Regions from separate parts of the Homo sapiens genome. Here region 2 is linked to region 1. The links are chromatin contacts, found by Hi-C in ENCODE. All regions are on one chromosome and are shown on one strand. Each heading gives the region's core, a stretch centred on a gene start or an enhancer-like site at or near the end of the contact. The rest is flanking DNA. Distances are from core to core; before and after follow the strand shown. Region 1 holds the start of GAR1-DT (GAR1 divergent transcript). Region 2 overlaps COL25A1 (collagen type XXV alpha 1 chain).

Evidence for each region. A loop is a pair of places that touch in the nucleus more often than their neighbours do. Pooled maps may share reads with other maps.
Region 2: a loop to region 1 is called in a map of chondrocyte, with 2.1 times the contacts of the local background. The contact joins the enhancer-like site here to the promoter of GAR1-DT in region 1. A Hi-C loop is called at or near these places in 2 of 168 maps with a recorded cell type or tissue (IMR-90 and chondrocyte) and 7 of 50 pooled maps.

Annotation. Positions count from the first base shown.
Region 1 is chr4:109,812,761-109,817,653 of GRCh38, forward strand. GAR1-DT (GAR1 divergent transcript) reads right to left here and starts at 2,622. Exons shown (of 2, transcript NR_186620.1): 1 at 2,071-2,622; 2 at 159-840. GAR1 (GAR1 ribonucleoprotein) reads left to right here and starts at 3,002. Exons shown (of 7, transcript NM_018983.4): 1 at 3,002-3,044; 2 at 3,393-3,618. The coding sequence starts at 3,405. RefSeq lists enhancers at 2,378-2,477, 2,648-3,047, 3,058-3,107, 3,458-3,507, 3,678-3,747.
Region 2 is chr4:108,827,814-108,832,785 of GRCh38, forward strand. It overlaps COL25A1 (collagen type XXV alpha 1 chain), which reads right to left. Exons shown (of 38, transcript NM_198721.4): 32 at 4,567-4,620. Among named protein-coding and RNA genes, the nearest start is that of ETNPPL, 67 kb to the left of the region's middle. Within about 2 kb of position 2,963, at least 2 of the 41 ENCODE cell types and tissues checked have a DNase peak (open chromatin) inside an H3K27ac peak, as active enhancers do.

The sequences.
Region 1 (4,893 bases), core at 1,372-3,871:
TAACAGGACGCTTGACCTAGAAAGTGAATCACAGAAATACATTCAAGAAAACAGTAGCCCAGATTTTACCAAATTCTTTGAAGATAAAGAATGGCTGTGGAAACCAGCATTTTTGTTTTTTTTTGCATTGCTGTAAAGAAATGCCCAAGGCTAGGTAATTTATAAAGAAAGAGGTTTAATTGGCTTATGGTTCTGGAGGCTTTACAGGAAGCATGGTGCTGGCATCAGTTTCTGGTGAGGTCTCTAGAAGCTTACAATCATGGCGGAAGGTGATGGGGAGCCAGCATGTCACATGGCAAGAGTGGGAGCAAGAGAGAAATAGAAGAGGTCACAGACTCTTAAAACAACCACATCTCAAGTGAACTGAGTGAAAACTCACTTATCACCAAGGGGATGGTGCTAAGCCATTCATGAGAATTCTGCCCCCATGATCCAATCACCTCCCACGAGGTCCCATCTACGACACTGGGAATCAAATTTCAGCATGAGATTTGGAGGGAACAAACATCCAAACCATATCACCTACTTAACAGACATTTTCATCACATGAACTAGTTGAACAAGGATCTTCAGGCCCTGGAGAAAATCGTTTTACTTCGAGTGACAAGATTTTTGGGTTTAAATAAATATTGAATCTTTGGAAAAGTTATATTGCAAAAAGGGATCTTGAAATGTTTCCACTGCTGCTTGGACTTTAGAATAAGGAAGTCTCAAGTCTTACCGAAAACCACCGTGGGGAATTGCAGAACAAAACCGAACAATATTTTCCTTCCCCTGGAACACAACTGTATAACTACGTGAGGAACCCTTTCCTTGAATCTTCTCAGCCTGAGCACCTGGCTTTGAGAAAAGAGGAAGAACTTTGTGAATGTATGACTGTAGATATAAGATGAAATGTACTTATTTGTGTTTCTCCTTCTTTTTTTTTTTTTTTTTTTTTTTGAGACGGAGTCTTGCTCTGTTGCCCAGGCTGGAATGCAGTGGCGCAATCTTGGCTCACTGCAATCTCCGCCTCCCGGGTTCAAGCGATTCTCCTGCCTCAGCCTCCCAAATAGCTAGGATTACAGGCGCCCGCCACCACGCCCGGCTAAGTTTTGTATTTTTAGTAGAGACAGGGTTTCACCATGTTGGCCAGGCTGGTCTTGAACTCCTGACCACAGGTGATCTGCCTGCCTCAGCCTCCCAAAATGCTGGGATTACAGGCGTCAGCCACAGCACCTGGCCTGATCTGTGCTTCTACAAGTTTTGGATTTCTGAGAAAGAAGAGCAGCTTGACATTTTTAAGAAAGTAATAAACATTTTGACATACTTTAAAACTTCTTGTTCAAGCAAGCTTTTTCTCACTAAGTTTTAAGAGTAAAGACAAAAATCATCTCATTTCAGTTGAAAATGCAATCTGTGTGTGACAATCTCAAGTTCAATTCAGAATTGAGCAAATACACAGCAAAAGATAAGCAAAGGTTTCATACTAAATAGGTAATTTTCATTTTTTGTTTCAAAAATAATACACTTATATAGGCCCATAAAAAGACCAACATTCGTTAAAATCAAATTGCAGCATTTACTAAACTAAAAGAAAAAGAACAAGTAAAGTTTCCTCTCTCACTTATTTTGTTTTTTGTTTGTTTTGAGACCAAGCCTTGCTCTGTCGTCCAGGCTGGAGTGCAGTGGCGTGATCTCGGCTCACGGCAACCTCCGCCTCCCGGGTTCAAGCGATTCTCCTGCCTCAGCCTCCCGAGTAGCTGCGATTACAGGCGTGTGCCACCATGCCCGGCTGATTTTTGTATTTTTAGTAGAGAAGGGGTTTCACCGTATTGGCCAGGCTGGTCTCGAACTCCTGATCTCAAGTGATCCATCTGCCTTGGCCTCCCAAAGTGCTGGGATTACAGGCGTGAGCCACCACGCCCCGCCTACAAAGGTATTTTAAAATCCCATTTACAATAACCCTCTGAATTAGATAGGTACCAAGTTCCACCCTCTTCTAAACACGAGATCAAATATCAAGGTAAGGTCTCAGAGGGTTTGGGTGTAAAAGACTCCAACCAAATTTAATAAATGGGAAGTCATTACCTTTATTTGTGAGAGAAGCTTTGGAGAATGTGGGGGAAGCTGATGTCAAATATAAAGGGCTTAAAGAGAGAAGAGGGAGAGGAGCTTTCAGCACAGTCCAGTTCACAGCCCGTCGGTGCTCAAAACATACTTGAATACCTGGTACAAAAGATAAAAATGATGGTTTGGTTTTCTATAAGACAGCATAGTTTCTTTAAAATTACACACACACATGCATTGCTTTTCTTCCTTTAATTAGTTGAGACCATAGGACAAAAGAAGAGGCATAGTTGAGCGCGTAATGGTGCGAAAATCAAAAGGTTGGGAAGAAACAAGAAACTCAGATAAACGCTTCCGTCGGCTGTGACAGGTTCTGAGGCGCCCAGATCTACTGGACATAGCGCGGCTCAGAAGCCTCAGAGACCTGTCCGCACAGTTCCTGAAGTTAGCAACAAATTAGTGAGTGCTGTTGCGGGCCATTTTGCAGCCAGAGAAGCAAATGCGCAAATGCGCCCAGCCAGTCAGCACGGACTTCAAGAACCAACTTCATTCCTTGCAAGGTGCTTTAGTTCTGGCCGTTAGGGCGGCAACCAAACAGAAACCTGCCCCGCCTCTGGGAGAGAAGGCGGATCCCTAACGCCAGCTATCTCCAAGAGCAACATTGCCGCAGCACTTCCGGGACGTCGTGCTGCAAAGGACGCCGCTGTTATACGTCACTTCCACGGCTCAGCGTCAGGCAAGTTGGCCTCTCTGTTGTAAATTAGTGGTTAAGGTTATCTATTATTGCCACTTTTCCAGCGCTAAAGGCTGTTTTGGAACCAGTGTTGCTTGTTCCGCGGGTGATTGGCTTTTTTTTTTGGCAAACCAGTTATTCAAGTTTCTGGTCTTTAAAAAACTCTGTGGCGGTACGGTAACCGAGGAGGTTCCAGCGCGGCGGAAGTACCCCGCGGGTGGGTGTGTGCGCAAGGCCAGGGCCAGAGGGGCACGTGGCGCCGGTGAGTGGCCGTAGAAGCCGGAGGATTTGAAAATGCTGGACGTGGAACCCAACTGCCGGAGGGAGGGAGGAAGGAAGGGGATGCGGTGCGAAGACCTTGCTGTCTGTAGGGGGAGGAGATACTAATCATGGGGCGGCAAGGGTGGTGTGTGGTCGGTCGGCGCTCACGAGACCATGGAGAAGTAAACTCTTCACCCATCAGGTTGGTGGTCACTGGCTGTCTGACCGTGGGTGAGGTGACAGGGCTGCTTTTGTCTCCTTTATGGTGTTCTCACCGCAGCTCCGAGGGGTTGGAGTATACTCAGAGGCTACAGTGATCAGAAGACATAGGTCGTTTTTTTTTCATCAGGGAGGAGAGAGAATGTCTTTTCGAGGCGGAGGTCGTGGAGGCTTTAATCGAGGTGGTGGAGGTGGCGGCTTCAACCGAGGTGGCAGCAGCAACCACTTCCGAGGTGGAGGCGGCGGTGGAGGCGGCGGCAATTTCAGAGGCGGCGGCAGGGGAGGATTTGGACGAGGGGGTGGCCGCGGAGGCTTTAACAAAGGCCAAGACCAAGGACCTCCAGAACGTGTAGTCTGTATGCAGTCTTCAGTATTTAGCTTATTTGAAGGAGTAGGTGTGGGTTGGGGGTTTGTGTTGTTAGGCAGCAAGTTTGGGATACACAAGCCTGTGTGGAGAATGTAGCATGTAAGGGTGGAGTGGGGAGATCAAGAAAGCTGAGGGATACTTAGAATGCATCTTGGAGGTGGAACTTGAGGGTTGACAGGAAGATATTAAATAGGTAATCGTGAGTACTTATGCCTAATTCCCCGATTTTACAGATGAGAAAACTATGATTTAGAGTTAAGTTTTTTTGCTGGGGTCATAAGGTTAGTGATAAGTGATCAATTAGTGATATAGCTGAAATACAGGCTGGGTGCGGTGGCTCACGCCTGTAATCCCAACACTTTGGGAAGCTAAGACGGGAGGATCTTTTGAAGCCGGGAGTTAGAGACCAGCCTGGATAATAAAGCAGGAGACCCTGTCTGTACAGAAAAGAAAGAAATACAAAGCCAAGTATTCTGACTCCAAAGCCCATGCTTTCTGTTACTACTCAAAAGTAGATAAGTGAGAAAACAATTTGCTTGAGAGGGAAACTGCCAGAGAGGAAATCTAGAAAAACACCTATTTAGGGTAGTTTTAGAGTAATTAACAATGAGATGGGAATGGAAGTCACAGAAAGTGAAACTTACTACATTAAAGAGGAGAGAGGGTGAGTAGTGTCTAACTAAGAATGGCTTGGATGAGTATGCAGGATGGTTTGAAAGGAGCAGTTTCTAGAATAAAAGGTCCCAGCCCACAAGCTGTTGTACCAGTCCATACATGAGACCTTGAGAGCCTGAATCAGGATGGTGACAGTGAGGAAAAAAAAGGAAGGGTTAGATAGGAGAGAGATTTCAAAGGAAACAAAATCGGTAGAACTTAGCTAATGCTGATAATAAAGGGTTCCAGGTTTTGAGCTTGGGTGATAGGAATGAAGACTTGGTTTTGCAGGAATGTGGTATTTTAGTTTGGGGTGACAGTCTAGTTAGAAATAAAGGTAGTTATTTTGAGATTCCAGATGTCCTTGAAAACAATGAATCATTGTTAAAGAGGTGGTAGTGGGAATGGAAAAGTTCTAAGGCAAGAGAAAAAAAAAAAGAATGAAGGCTGATTCTGTTAGGCATTGAAGAAAAGGGAGAACCAAGAGAATGAAGCAGAGTTTTGAATCAGATAATAAGTTGTAATAACATAACTGTTACAGGTTGAATGGTGTCAGTGTGCCAGGCACTGTTCTAAGCACTTGACATTTGTTATTCCATTGAGTGCTTAC
Region 2 (4,972 bases), core at 1,713-4,212, 980 kb before region 1:
TGTGGCCTGAAATACCTTTCCTTCTATCAAAAAACAATTATTCAGGGAAACCCTTTCTCGATTGCCCACTTCCTACCCCCAGCTATATTTTATTTCACAGCCCTTAGACACCAGAAGACCCATAAAGCTTATGACCTGCTTATTCTCTGCTACCCTCACTAGAATATACACAGGAGGGTTCTGGGGCCTCTAGCTTTGTTGTTCCCTATAGCATCCTTACAGCTTAGAATAGTGTATGGCACATCAGTAAATGTTTGTTGAATGAATGAATCAAAGCAAATCTATATAATCATGTACACAGTTTGCTTCCTTTCTGAAAAAGAGGATTTATTTATTTTTTATTTTGAGACAGAGTCTTGCTCTGTTGCCCGGGCTAGAGTGCAGTGGCACAATCTCGGCTCACTGCAACCTCCACCTCCCAGGTTCAAGCAATTCTGCCTCAGCCTCCCGAGTAGCTGGGAGTACAGGTGCCCGCCACGCCTGGCCAATTTTTGTATTTTTAGTAGAGATGGGGTTTCACCATGTTGGCCGGGCTGGTCTCGAAGTCCTGATTTCAGGTGATCCACCCACCTGAGCCTCCCAAAGTGCTGGGATTACAGGCGTGAGCCACCGTGCCTGGCCTGAAAAAGAGGGTTTAAAAACTTTCAACCCCTCTGAATGCCAGATAAGGTAGGTATATGTTATCTTCCTCACTTTCTCTCTAAGTGCCTATTTAAATAGAACAGCTTTCCCCATCTTACACGATATTCTTGAACACTTATAAAGAATAAGTGTTATTGGAGGTAATCTTGTGAATAGAATAATTGTGATGATAAAGAAAGAGATGTTCTGTATTTCAAATGGTGTTTTCTGCTGCTGCCATCTCCAAATTGAAGTGTTTGTCAGTATTTAGTAGGAAAACTTCAGGAGTAATGGTGATTTTATATGAGTAGCCAAACAGAAAATCTTATCTCCTTTTATCATACCCCTGAAGGAGTTTAAAGGTTAGCAAATCTTTTTTCTTGGCAAAACGCCAGGTTCAGCTGATAACAGTGCCTGCAGAGCCACCTGATATGCCTGTGTTTCTCCAGATTCCCGTGTGAGCAAATTTCAGGTCCCTGATAGCATTTTCTTTATCTAAATTTGAGGGGTCAGTGGAACTAATTAACACTGTCACCTAGAGGCAATATGGTATGGGTGAGATTACTGAAAATAAATACGATAAAAGTTTGAACTTTTATTCATTATTACTTTACGGTTATTACCAAAGCAGAAGCAATTGCACTCAGCACAGTGGCCAGATTTTAAATGAAACATTAAACATTTTTTTAAGAAGGGAATTTCCTTAATTTGTTAAGAGACATCTATAAAAAATATCTACAGCATATTTCTTAATAGTGAAATATCAAAAACAGTCCCTTTAAGAATGGAGCAAAGGACGGGCGCAGTGGCTTATGCCTTGCACTTTAGGAGTTCAAGGCAGGAGGATCATTTGAGGCCAGGAGTTTGAGACCAGCCTGGGGAACAAGGTGAGACCCTATCTCTAAAAAAACAACCAAACAAAATAACTAGTAAGGTGTGTATGTGTAAGTGTGTATCTATCTATCTATCTATCTATCTATCTATCTATCTATCTATCTATCATCTATCTATCTGTGTGTGTGTGTGTGCGCCCACACACGCACGTGTAGTGGGAGGTGAGAGTTTTAAGGGAGGAGCCACATAAACTGGACTATGTCTAGTTTGAAATAACTGAAATAACTCCACAGATTAGGGTGGGTCTAATTGGAAAAATCTCCATAGATTATTTTGATATAACCATTCCCTTCTCACTTGAGAATCTTGGCTTTGTCTTATTCTTAAAACAAATATACTATGGCTTATTTGAATAAAGCTGTCACTAAAACAGCTGTCTGTGAAACTACTCTTCTAGAACAGCCCACCCCCAAAAATTACTTAAGCTATTAACGACAATTCCATTTCTCTTGCCAGTGACTGCCTCAGAAATGGACAGCTGACCCAGTTCTGGCAAATGAGGTGTCAGGGGCATCAGCCGGGAAGCTCTGGGGAAGGTTCCTCTCTGCTCAGGAAGAGACATGAGGTAGTCTCTCTGTTCTCTGCCAGTGTCTCACCAGAGAGGATGCTTGGACCACTGTGCCCAGCTTGTCCGTGGTCAGAAGACAATGCCAACATGTGGAAAAGGGCTCCCAAGCAAAACCTAGAGTCCTCCTTTGAATATTTTCTTATATAAAATAATGTATTTCTTTATTGTGTAAGCCATTTTGAATTTGTCACTTAGAGCCAAAAAGCATTCTAATGATTCGAGCTTGAAAACTTTTAGGAATGAAATATTAACACGGGGATTTGAATGTACAACTCCTTTTCCTGGATTAAGCAATTCCAAAAGTATTTTTCAACCTCTCAAGCTTAACACATTTATAGAGTTCCAAAGCCAAATGAAGAAATCAGCTAAGGTAGGGAGGATCAGATGCTTGCAGAGTGGAATATTGATGCTGTCAATCATACACTTGAAAATGTTTGAATAACATTGGCTGTCAAATGTGTGGTTTCTTTTAGGTTGTTCTAATTTCATTCGGGTTCTTTAATTTGCACATCAACACTGAGGCATTATCCTAGAACACCTCCCTTTGCCGATTCTGACTTCTTTAAAATTTGAAACTTTTTCAGGAGAGTCCAGATGGCGCCTCTATCAATTAACTCTGAGAATCACACTCCAGTTTAGCACTTCCAGTGAGGGGCACTTGGAGAGTACTGATATATGATCCAGTTAAGATAGTTAACATGCTGAGTAAATACAAGAGTAACACTTTACGCTGCACACCATTTGACTGAAACTATGCCTTCAAAATTCTTAGCAATTTCATTTGCTCTTCTGGTTAATTCTGCTCCAGCACTGAGACCTGATACTCTTGTGACATTGTGGAGCTATCGGAAGTAGCAGCTGATTTACCACACGGTAAACCCTCTTGAGCCCCAGGGCATTCTGCCAAAACACTGCCTGAGATTTGCTGCTCCATTTTTAGTACATGGGCTGGGTTTCTTCATACAATGCTTGAAAGCCAATCTGCATCAGCAGCGTTGAGGCTTTTAGCTTTTAAATATTTTTAATTAAGATGATCTTCAGAAGTCATTGGTTTGATCTTAGAAATATGACAATTGCACATTCAGATTACATGTTCCCTTAGAACTCATCTCTTTCTACAAGCATTCTTGGATAAAGCCAATCTTCATCACTGTACAGCTTGTACTATTTGTATTATTTTGGCCTCATTCTCTGGTTATTTCCTTCATGCATTTTTTTTTCTCTGCAATTAGATTGTAAACTCTTCTAGGTCAGGAAGAATAGCTGTTTTTTTTGCAGCATTCAGTATATATTAATAAATATTAATAAAAATATTAATAAAAGACCAAGAGATAATTAATCAATTATAATGGTATTATTCAATGTACTGAAGCAAATTAGCAAAATAGGCTTTACCTAAGTGGGAGGAGAGTTTCCATTTCACACTAGTAATACCATGCTTTGCACATAGTAGCATTTGGTAAATATTTCCTGAATGAATGAGATCACTCTACAGAACACAGAATTATGGAATTGGAAGGTATGTTAAAGAAATGACTACTGGCCCTCTTTTTTTAAAGCAAATTATCTCAGACTGATGAAAATCTATCTAGTTTTTAAAAGACCACAAACTTGCACAGTGAATCATTCCGACATTTTGAAGACTTCACTATTAAAATACTTTCTTTATATCCTCTCCTGGATGGTAGGGAAATTGATGACATAATTCCACTCAGACACACAAAAATAATTCTAAGATTTCCAAGGTGAGGAAAAGAAATAGTGGGAGAAAAACAGAAAGAGAGAGAGGGGGAGAGAGAGAGAGAGAGAGAGAGAGAGAGCGCATGCATGAGAGGGAGAAGAGAGAAGAAAGTTCCAGACAGATGACCATTTATCTTCCATTCTGAATGTCTTTTTTCCCCCAAAAGATATGGAAACATGGCCTAGCAATAGAGAGGTTAGTGAAAGGTTTTCATTTTATAATGCACTGAAATTATTTCCTTATGGTTAAAGAAAAACAGCCTATCCTTTAGCTTTAAAAAAGGGGGAGCATTTGTAACTGTGCAGAAAAGAATACTTAGGTTTCATTATTTCCTTTGGAAAAAAGTTATAACCTGCTCTGAATGAGTACAGTAGCTTTATATAAAAGATTATCAACCAGAATACATACTCCGGAAATTTTAGCTCCATTGACTTCGACTTTCTGGATAAAGGCCAAATGAAAATATCTTCCTTATGGGTGAAGGAAGAATCATCTGAGCTATTTATTTTAGCTATGTAAATGTATGTATTGTTTTTATTAAGGCAGCCGTGTTCTATTTTATGCTCTGTGGTTTTCTTCTCTCAATATTAGGACTCTGAATAGAACTTAGGATGGTATCTCTTTTTATTTAATATTAGATAGCCCTTTATTTCTTCTGAAAAATGAACAGTTAAATTAATATGGAAAAGCCATGCTCTGTGTTTTCTTTAGTACAAGCTTAATAACCTCAGCAACAACTTACTCTTTCTCCTTTGGGACCTGCAGGGCCATGGGGTCCCATAGGACCATCTGTACCCTAAAAAAAAGATAATATGAGATATATCACAAGGGCTGCAAGAATAGCAGTTATAATTTATCCTGGATTTTTCCTAGGTGAATGGTGCCTAAGAATATCAGTAAGACAACTCATCTCCTTTCAAAGTGCTTTATGCTTGATTATTTCAGGCCAGCGGTTTTCAAGAAACTCATGCAAAAAGGATGAAGTATATAACTGCATGTTTCAATGAAAGGCACACACGAAAAGCTGCATATCATATTTAATTATATCTTTTTCCTCTGACTAAATAAAGCATCACTGGCTGGGTGCGGTGGCTCAAGCCTGTAATCCCAGCACTTTGGGAGGCTGAGGTGGGTGGATCACCTGAGGT